Regions from separate parts of the Homo sapiens genome. Here region 1 is linked to region 2. Evidence: read pairs that join two places in POLR2A ChIA-PET (ENCODE). Cell type or tissue: Caco-2. All regions are shown on one strand. Links, peaks and the distances in the headings refer to the core of each region. The heading gives the core; the rest is flanking DNA. Region 1 overlaps MTFMT (mitochondrial methionyl-tRNA formyltransferase). Region 2 has its middle 13 kb from the start of KBTBD13.

What was found. Peaks named below come from ENCODE experiments on the same cell type or tissue, not always from the same donor. Only the 100,000 strongest peaks of a DNase experiment are listed, where the experiment ranks them.
Region 1: POLR2A ChIA-PET joins it to region 2 with 5 read pairs; 5 of 35 experiments call an interaction of 5 or more read pairs at or near these places.

The regions. Positions count from the first base shown.
Region 1 is chr15:65,012,425-65,017,750 of GRCh38, forward strand. MTFMT (mitochondrial methionyl-tRNA formyltransferase) reads right to left here. Exons shown (of 9, transcript NM_139242.4): 6 at 4,012-4,103. Among named protein-coding and RNA genes, the nearest start is that of MTFMT, 15 kb to the right of the region's middle. In Caco-2, for the core only: no CTCF peak of the experiment used is centred there; no DNase peak of the experiment used is centred there.
Region 2 is chr15:65,087,289-65,092,603 of GRCh38, forward strand. No RefSeq gene overlaps it. Among named protein-coding and RNA genes, the nearest start is that of KBTBD13, 13 kb to the left of the region's middle. RefSeq lists an enhancer at 1-415. In Caco-2, for the core only: no CTCF peak of the experiment used is centred there; DNase peaks (open chromatin) are centred at 758, 1,310, 1,613 and 2,243; H3K4me3 peaks cover 457 bases.

The sequences.
Region 1 (5,326 bases), core at 1-5,000, 75 kb before region 2:
TCACTCTGTCACCCAGGCTGGAGTGCAGTGGTGTGATCTCAGGTCACTGCAACCTCCACCTCCCAGGTTCAAGTGATTCTCGTGCCTTAGCCTCCTGAGTAGCTGGGACTACAAGCGTGCACCACCATATCTGGCTAATTTTTGTAAATATTTTTAGTAGAGATGAGGTTTCACCATGTTGGCCAGGCTGGTCTCAAACTCCTGACCTCAAGTGATCCACCTGCCTCAGCCTCCCAAAGTGCTGGGACTACAGGCATAAGCCATCATGCCTGGCTTATTTCTAGACCCTTAATTCGATTCTAATGAGCTATAGCCAGTACCACACTATCTTGGTTACTGTAGTTTTACAGCAAGTTTTGAAACTGAAAACTATGAGTCCTCCAATTTTGTTAGTTTTGGCTATTCTGGGCCCCTTGCAATTCTGTATACATTTTAGGAGCAGCTTGTCAATTTGTACAAAGAAGCCAATTGGGATTTTTTTTTTAGGAATTGTGTTGAATCTGTACATCAACTTGGGGAGTAGAGACATCTTAACAATACTAAGTTTATCCAATCAATGAATACTGGGGTCTTTCCATTTACTTGGGTCTTCTTTACTGTTTATTAGCTCTAATAGTTTTTTTTGGAACTTCTTCATGATTTTCTATATGCTAGATCATATCATCCACAAATAGAGACAGCTTTACTTCTTCCTTTCCAAACTTTTGTTTGGTTGCCTTTTGTTTCTTTTTTCTTGTCTAACTGCCCCAACAGAACAAAGTTGAATAGAAGACATTTAACTTTGAGAGCGCAGACATCTTTATCTTCTTTGTGATCTTAAGGGAAAGGCTTTGTCTTTCTTTTATTTTCTTTCTTTCTTCTTCTTTTTTTTTTAAGAGACAAAGTCTGGCTATATTGTCCAGGCTGGTCTCGAACTCCTGGCCTCAAGCAATCCTCCCGCTCAGCCTCCAAAATACCTGGGACTACAAGTGTCCACCACTGCACTTGGCTTCTTTCATTAAGTATGATGTTAGTTACAGGGTCTTCATAGATGTCCTTTATCAAGTTGAGGAAATGCTCTTCTATTTCTAGTTTATTGAGGTTTTTTTACATGTGTTGGATTTTGTCAAATGCTTTTTCTGCATCTATTGAGACAGTGATGTAGCTTTTGTCCTTTATTCTACTAATATGATATGTTACATTGACTGATTTTCATATGTTGAACCAACCTTGCATTCCTGGGATAAATCCCACTTGGGGCAGGGTGTGATGGCTCACACCTGTAATGCCAGCATGTTGGGAGGCTGAGGTGGGCGGATCACTCAAGTTCAGGAGTTTGAGATCAGCCTGGCCAACATGGTGAAACCCCATCTCTACTAAAAATACAAAAAAATGAGCTGAGCATGGTGCTGCATGCCTGTAATCCCAGCTACTCAGGAGGCTGAGGTAGAATTGCTAGAGCCCAGAAGGCGGAGGTTGCAGTGAGCTGAAACTGCACAGTTGCGCTCCAGCCTAGGCGACAGGGCGAGACACCATCTCAAAAAAAAAAAACAAAAAACAAAAAACAAAACCCAAAAAACAATCCCACTTAGTCATCATGTATAATCCTTTTTTATATGTTGCTGGATTCAGTTTGCTAACTCTGTGGAGGACTTGTGCATCTATATTCAGGGATATCAGTCTGGAGTTTCCTTTTCTTGTGATTCTTTGGGTTAGCCCACCTTGGGTTTTGTACTAGCTGTTCCTCTGCCTGGAATGCTCTTCTCTGTTCTAGGCATGGCTGGCTCCTTATTGTCTTTCAGATTTCAGCTTAAGTGTCAGAAAGAGGCTTTCCCCATCACCGATCTAAAATAACCTCCAGTTATTCTATCACATGATCCTATTTTTATTTTCATCAAGGAATTTATCACACTATTTGATTTTTTTTTTTTTTTTTTTGAGATGGAGTTTCGCTCTTGTTGCCCAGGCTGGTGTGCAATGTGCAATCTCGGCTCATCATAACCTCCACCTCCTGGGTTCAAGCAATTCTCCTGCCTCAGCCTCCCAAGTAGCTAGGATTACAGGCATGCGCCACTAGGTCTGGCTAATTTTTTTGTATTTTTAGTAGAGACGGGGTTTCTCCATGTTGGTCAGGCTGGTCTCGAACTCCTGACCTCAGGTGATCCGCCCGCCTCGGCCTCCCAAAGTGCTGAGATAACAGGCGTGAGCCACCATGCCCGGTCTTTTTTTTTTTTTTTCTTTTGAGACAGAGTCTTGCTCTGTCGCCCAGGCTGGAGTGCAGTGGTGTGATCTTGGCTCACTGCAACCTCTGTCTCCTAGGTTCAAGCAATTTTCTTGCCTCAGCCTTTCTAGTAGCTGGGATTACAGGCGCATGCCACCACGCCCAGCTAATTTTTTTGTGTGTTTTTAGTAGAGACAGGGTTTCACTATGTTGGCCAGGCTGGTCTCAAACTCCTGACCTCAGGTGATGCATCTGCCTCAGCCTCCCAAAGTGCTGGGATTACACGTGTGAGCCACCATGCCTGGCCTGATTTTTTTTTTTTTTTTTTGCTTACTTGTTGTCTGTCCTCCCACAACACCTGTTTCTATAGTACCTAGTACACTGCTTGACACATAATAGGCCTTCAATAAATATTTTGTTTAATGAATGAATGAATAATAGCAGCTATCATTTAATGAGTACCTATTCTGTGCCAGATACTGTACAAGATGCTGTAAATATATTATACCAGCCCTGATATTCCAAGGAACAAACTAAAGCTCGGAGGTTAAATAACTTTCCTGAGTCTACGACGTTAGGAAGTAGCAGAGTCAAGATGGAACCCAGCACTGTCTGGCCCTATGGTCCTTGTTTCCTGATGCCATTCTGTGGCAGCAGGAAAATAATAGGATTTGAAGTAAGATAGATCTCGTTCAAAACCTGACTCTGACTTTCATTAACTAGCAACACGACATCGAGTAACACTTAATAACAATTCATTATCTACTTTAAGCCTCAATTTCTTCAACTTTAAAGTGGGATGATAATAACTATAACATGAGTCTGTGATCCTCCTTACTGAAGAATTTAGCATGCTATAGATATCCAATGGTGGTTCCCCATTTTACCCAACATTAATAACAGAGATGGTCCATTAAAAACCACACACTTGGCCAGGCACAGTGGCTCGTGCCTGTAATCCCAGCACTTTGGGAGGCTGAGAAGAGCGGATCACTTGAGCTCAGCAGTTCAAGACCAGCCTGGGCAACATGGCAAAACCTCGTCTCTACAAAAAAATACAAAAATTAGCCAGGTGTGGTGGTGTGTGCCTGTGGTTGCAGCTACTCAGGGGCTGTCACAGGAGGCTCACTTGAGCCTGGGAGGCAGAGGTTGCAGTGAGCCAAGGTTTCTCCACTGTACTCCAGGCCTGGGTGACAGAGCTAGACCCCGTCTCAAAAAATAAAACAACACACACACACAAACACACATACGGTAAGCTCAGTGTTCAAATAACACAAGTAGCTATTGAAATGAAAGGAAAAAACCCCACAAATTTATCAATGAACTGAGAATTTAACTCAGACATTTTAACAAACTGTTATATTACTACACTTGGTGTACCATATGTAGAAATCAATGATTTAACAATTTGATTGTAAAAAATTGGCTAAAGGCAGAAAGACATACTGGAAGAAGCACAGGATTAGGAGTGAGAAGATTTAAGTTCATTATTTAGTGACTGGACATTCCTGTTAGTCATCTCATTTCTTTCCCCTCACCTATGAAGTAGGATAGTAAAACTTGGTTATGTGAAACTGCAATATACATATATTTAAAAGTGCTTTGTGAATTCTAAGGTCTCTATAAACACTTTAAACAGCTTAAAGAATTTTTAAGAATAAATTTCAGGTTTTCTAGGTTTTGTTCCTAAGATCAACCTTTTATTTGGGATATTTTTATTTGGGATTATTCCTAAATAAAAATATTTAGAAAGCAAATTACACACATAGAAAACCAACTAGGTAGAACTGCAACCTGACTTCCCAACTTACTATATTTCCAATGGCACGGTAAAGTCTGAATATTTGTTCTGAAGTTTGTTCCTCCCATTTTATACAACTGGTACCAGCAGAAATCTTAGGGGCTACAAGATAAAACCAAGAGCAAAAATGAACATCAGGGTCAGTGTCCATGAATTGACAGCTATTGATACTGAATAAGAGATACCAGAGAATTCATTCTAACCTCTCAACTTTTCTTTATGTTCAAAATTTTCCATATATCAAGTAAAAATAATAAATAAATAATCATATAAATATTAAAATAAAACATGGGTGAACTTCTTTACATCCTGGGAGTAGAAAATGCCCTTCTAACTATGAAATGAGACTATTCAAACTTTTTTTTTTTTTTTTGAGATAGGGTCTTGCCCTGTCACCCAGGCTGGAGTGCAGTGGCGTGATCTCAGCTCACTGCAACCTCCACCTCCCAGGCTCAAGAGATTCTTGTGCCTCAGCCTCCCGAGTAGCTGGGACTACAAGCGTGCACTACCATGCCTGGCTAATTTTTTGTATTTTTAGTAGAGACAGGGTTTTGCCATGTTTGCCAGGCTGGTCTCGAACTCCTAACCTTAAGTGATCCACCCGCCTCATCCTCCCAAAGTGCTAGGATTAGATGCATGAGCTACCATGCCTAGGCAAAATAAATTAAAAAAAAAAAAAAAGACAAAAAGAAATGCCATAAGTTAAATCAAAAAACAAATGACAAACTGAATTTGCAAGTTATCTCAGAGAGGACTAATTTCTCTATTATGAAATATAAGTACTCAAAAAACTGAGAAGAAAAAGACCAAAATGTTGATAGGAACATGGGCAAAAGATATACTACCACCCAGAAAAAAGAAATGCAAATAGTTCTTAAATATATGAAAAGATCTTCAACATTACTGACAGGAATAAGGTACATTAAAACTACTCCAAGTAGTTTTACTATACTATTCTGAATAACCATGTGCCTGTTATCTTCCTAATCTTACTATTATTTGAAATAGCAAAAGATTGGAAACAACCCAAATGCCCATCAATAAGACATCTGTTGGGTTAATTATGATATATTCACATAGCTGAGAACTATGCCACCATAAAAAACAAAAAGAAGGCCAGGCATGCCTTTGGGAGGCCAAGGCAGGAGGACGGCTTGAGTCTAGGAGTTCAAGACCAACCTGAGCAACATAGTTAGAACTTGTCTCTACAACAAATTAAAAAATTAGCCAGGCATGGTGGAATGTACCTGTAGTCCCAGCTACTTGGGAGGCTGAGGTGGGAGGACTGCTTGAGCCTGGGAGGTTGAGACTGCAGTAAGCCATGA
Region 2 (5,315 bases), core at 1-5,000:
CACTCCTCAGGTGACTCTCCTGGGCCCCCCTCTCCCCCCACTCTTTTTCTTATTCTTCTTTCAGCAAACACTCTGTGCACATCCTCTAACCAGAAGCTGTGCCAGGCGCAGGGGCAGAGAGACAAGCCAGGTTCAGCCCCTGCCCCCAGGGCCTCACAGTAGAGCGAAGGAGGCAGCCAGCTCCTGCAGCAGTTAGGACCACAAGGTGAGCTCCCTGATGGAGATAGCGTCCCTCCTGGTGGCAGCCTCAGCCCAGGGTTCCCTCATCCAGCTTAACATAACTTCCTGTAAGTTCACAGGGAGACAGCACACACTCTCTGCCCCACTTGACTGCCACTGCCTTTACTTATGTTCTCTTGCACTCAGCAGGGTGCTTTGGTTGTCAGCCAGGGAAACCTTTGGCTAAGTTCAGGAGAACAGGATCTTACTGGAAGGACTTTGGGTAGCTCAGTGCTCCCTGGGAAGGCCAGCACACCTGGCTGGAAATGGACAGTCCACAGCATCGGGAGCTGCACACAGTCCCACTGAGGCTGCCCCAGAACGTGTATACTCAAGATTCCAGCGCTCCAGCCCGGTGTTGGACTGGCCTTGTGTGGGCACCATGCGCTCACCCCCTAGACAGAGGACCACAGGGCACTCTAACAACACAAGAAGATGGCCCACAGCTGGGGGAGGGTCACCTCCCCCAACTTCAGTGGGTGTCACTTAAGGGGAAATGGCCCGCACAGGGCCTGCTGGAGTTCTTAGAATCGTTCAGCTGCTGGAGTATTTGGGATATGTGGCTAAGTCACACCCTGGGGCTGTCAGTCCTGGGTCCCTGGCTCCCAAGCACCCTGGCATTCATCCTTCTGCCCTCATCTGGCACCCAGTTAATGTCTCTGCTCAACCTGGAAACATTTTCTTAACGACAAAAAAATAAAATCATAAGTTAAAAATCTCGAGCAGTAAAACAGCAGATGACGTTGTGTGGGCAGCTGCCCAGAGGACACAGAACGCACGTCTCCTGAGCGGGTGGCCTTATAAGGACAGGTTCAGGAGGAGAATGGGCAGGAGGGAGGGCCACCCACCAGGAGAGTAGGAGGCTGGGGTAGTGGTGGGTGCCCCACCACTGGGCTGAGTGTGGAGCCAGCAGGGTGCCTGGCCAGGACCTGACTCCACAGAGGGACTTGGCTGCGTGCAAGAGCCAGAGGCCCTTGTGGGCCAAAGCCTGCCCGTCCCTCCGCCTTCACTGTGTCACTGCCAGCACAGGCACTGACCTGCTCTCAGCCAGCTGCCACGCAAACCCACCTGGCAGCCTCACCCTGGGAACCCCCTCCCTCCAGGGCAGGGGCCATTTCCTATCCTTCATCCCACCTTCCCCCACTCCTGGGCCCAGCAGGCCTAGCACCAGCTGGCATGACGTGCAGTAAAGGTTTGTGGGGTGACAGAATTAGGAAATGAAGGGTTCTCTGGTAGAAGTTTTGGCTCATCACCTGGGCTATAGCACCTGGAACTCAGGGCAGCGTCTTCTCTCCTCAGACGGCCCAACGTGGGGCTGAGGAGGTGGGTAGGGCTGGGCAGTCAGTTTTTGCCCTGCCCAGGATCACCTTTGTCCCCATTGTGAAGACACACATACCATCAACGTCCTCCTGATAGGGTGGAAGAGTTTCACTCCCCCGAGGTCAAAGTGTGTGTGTGTGACAGAATATGTGTGTTTCTGGGAGAGTCCTGATTGTCTCTGCACTTTTCTGACCCCAGCATCACTAGGATTAAAGACCTGGCCCTTGGGATCTGAGGGTGAGCAGAGGAGCGCCCCAGGAGGTCCTATACTGAGGGAAGGACTCTGGAAGCCTCCCCAAACCCTCATTTGGAAAGATCCTTCCCTGAGCTTCCTAAAGCCCCACGTTCCTCTCGGGGTGAGTCCTGCATAGACACAGAATGGATGGTCATTTGAAGAGAGCTGAGAAGGTCACGCCTTCCCTTTGACAGCTTGCACTGTACCTAAAACCCCATCATTTATGAGCCATTATCCTTAAATAAGCATTGCCTTGTCCCATAAGTTCTCTCTTAAAAGGCAAAGAGTGTTCCCTGCAGAGGTCAACAAAGGAATTCTTTAATCTCCAGATAAGACAGGAGGACAGAGCAGCTAGAGGCAGCCTAGGCAGCCTGGGCAGCATGGGGGATGGAGAGTGGAAGGAAAGGGCTGAGAGGGCAGGAGGGTCCCAGAAGAGGGAAGTGGCTCCTTACCTCAGTTGATCCTTGGAGGCCAACAGTGACCTGAGAGTGTGTTCCCTCCCCCCAGAGTGGAAGGGTCAGGGCTGATAGGAGGTGCTGGCAGCCCCTCAGCTGGCGCTGCTCCCATGCCAGAAGAATGTCATCAGCTGCGGAAGGTTGACTTGAGATGAAGCAAGAGAGCAGAGGTGAGAGAGGATCGGCGGCAGCTGTGTGTGCTGGAGCCTGCCTGGAGGCCCAGCCTTGTATAATACAAATACAAGACACAAGGAAACCCCCTGATACAATTGTCTGAAATGCCACCATTACACATATATTATTTTGGGTTAAGCAGTGCCTCTCTGTGGTAGGCTGAATAATGGCCCCCCAAAGACATCCACGTCCTAATTCCTAGAACCTGTGAATCTGTTACTTGGACTTTGTAGGTGTGATTAAGGATTTTTTTTTTTTTTTTGAGGTGAAGTCTCACTCTGTCACCCAGGTTGGAGTGCAGTGCTACAATCTCAGCTCACTGCAACCTCCACAATTCTCCTGCCTCAGCCTCCCAAGTAGCTGGGATTACAGGCACGCGCCACGACGCCCAGCTAATCTTTGTATTTTTAGTAGAGACAGAGTTTCACCATGTTGGCCAGGCTGGTCTCGAACTCCTGACCTCAAGTGATCCACCTGCCTCGGCCTCCCAAAGTGCTGGGATTACAGGTGTGAGCCACTGCACCCGGCCGTGATTAAGGATCTTGAGGTGGGAGATTGTTCTGGATTATCTGGGTGGGCCCAGTGGAATCACGAGGGTCCTTCTAAGAAGGAGGCAGAAAGTCAACCAGATAGAGGGCACTGTGCACATTTCCCCAGAAAGGGAACACCTAAAGGCCTTGAGATCTCAGCCCGAATGGGTTAGGAGACATCCCTCCTGTCAGAGTCAAAAGGCTGCCTTCAGCCTGCTCCACTGGGCCTCTGCGGGAACATGGTGGGGACCCAGAAGAGGAGACAAAGCATAAGGGGACAGGAGGGAGAGCAAGAACCAGGGCAGAACTCGCTTCATTCTCCTTACATGGGCCAGGCCTTGGCTTGCTCCTGGAACCTGGACCCTGCCATCCTCCTGACCTCCTCTCTGAGGGTCCTCTTGTCCAGACCATGCTTGAGTGTGTCAACTGCTGCTGTTTCAAGGACGCACCAAGGCAGCCACCTGATCCTTAGTATTAACTGTAAAGATTGTCCTTCTCCCAGGTGGCACTCCCAGAATCCTCTGCTCCAGCCAGATACCTTCGTTAACCCTGCTGACCTGAGAGGCAGCGAGTGGTTCTCCCAGGGTTTCTGAGTTTGATGATAAATGCTGGAGGTTTGTTAACCATAAAAGTGATGAGGAGGATGATCATAGTAAAGGTAATGATGATGGAATGAGGCAGGGTATAAATATGTATAAATAAGTGGCTACTGGATACCATGGCACAATCTTCCTGCACACTATCCTGCTCAATCATCACAACTGGAAAGTTTCAGTATCTGTATTTTATGGATAAGACACTGAGGCACAGAGAGGCTATGTGATGTTCAAAAGGTCACACGGCTGGTTAGTGCTAAGGCTGTAGTTTCAGCCCACATCTGACTTCAGAGTTCGTGCCCCTAACTACCACACTATTGTACCTCCTAAAAAATATTTTAAATGAACAATTTGCCCACTGATGTCTCTCTTTTTTTTCTGGAGACAGACTCTCACTATGGAGTGCAGTGGCACTGTGGTAGCTCACTATATCCTCAAACTCAAGCAACCTTCCTGTCTCTAATGTCTGATTTTTTTTTTTTGAGACGGAGTCTTGTTCTGTCGCCAGGCTGGTGTGCAATGGCTCAATCTTGGCTCACTGCAACCTCCGCCTCCCGGGTTCAAGCGATTCTCCTGCCTCAGCCTCCCGAGTAGCTGGGATTACAGGCATGCACCACCACACCTGGCCAATCTTTGTATTTTTAGTAGAGACGGGGTTTTGCCATGTTGGCCAGGCTGGTCTCAAACTCCTGGTCTCAAATGATCCGCCCGCCTCGGCCTCCCAAAGTGCTGGGATTACATGGGTGAGTCACCACACCTGGCCAGATGTCACATTTTTAATCAAGCAACAGTTTGCTAGGGATGGGCAGATTTGAGGCATGTGGGAGAAAGATAGGAATTATGGATGGGCCTGTCAACTGGTCGCCTCTAATCAAGGGGACTTAGTAAAGTGGTGGACCAAGGCCAGGTTACCTTAATCAGAACATAAATAGCTTTGGACCTAACATTGCATCTTAGAAATTGAACTTTAATTTTACTGTCTCTTTCAAGTGTAGTTTTACTTTTGGCAACAGACAGACATATGTCCAACTTTACAACATCTTGCCCATTTTCTCTAATAGTTTTGTGCTGCCTGCAAGTTATTCAAGGCAAGTTTTAAGGCCAAAGAATATTTTTATTGTGATTTCAAGTTGGCAGGCATTGAGACTTAGTAGAAAGCACCGAGGGGCTATTGGGCCTCCGGAGACCTGGTTCTAGTTCCAAGCTTGTTGTGTGTAGGCCTGCAGAAGTCCCCATTACACATTCAGATGAGGTATCTGGGGTTGAAGCCCTGAGAAACGTGGAAGTTGTTCGTTTTTTTTACTGGCCTCATTTCCAGGTCCAGCCCTGTTTGCAGGGTGGAGGGGGCTGAGATGTTTTGATTCTGCGGTAATTGTTGCAGGTCTGCGCAGGGCTGGCTGGGGAGAGCAGAGGCACTAGAGTCTTGGCCCCTGGCCTCTGCTTGCTTGAGTTATGGGCTGGTCCCCTCAATCCTTGGGGACTTCTGAACGATAGGCCTTGGGTGACTGGAGACAACTCTGGTCACAACCTCCCCACCCCGCAAATGAGGAAAGACTGTCATACGATCACAGATAGAGCAGAAGGGGCCCCAGACTGGCTGAAAGTCACACACACTGGCCATAGGCCTGTTATGTAGTAAAGAATCCCCAGAGATCTTCTTACATAAAACAAAACAGATTCCTGGGGGCTGCCAAGCTGGGCTTTCTGAATCAGAATATACGAGGGTGGGGTCTGGGACTCTTGAATAAACACCCTGAGGATTCTTATGGATAGCCGCCAGGGCTGG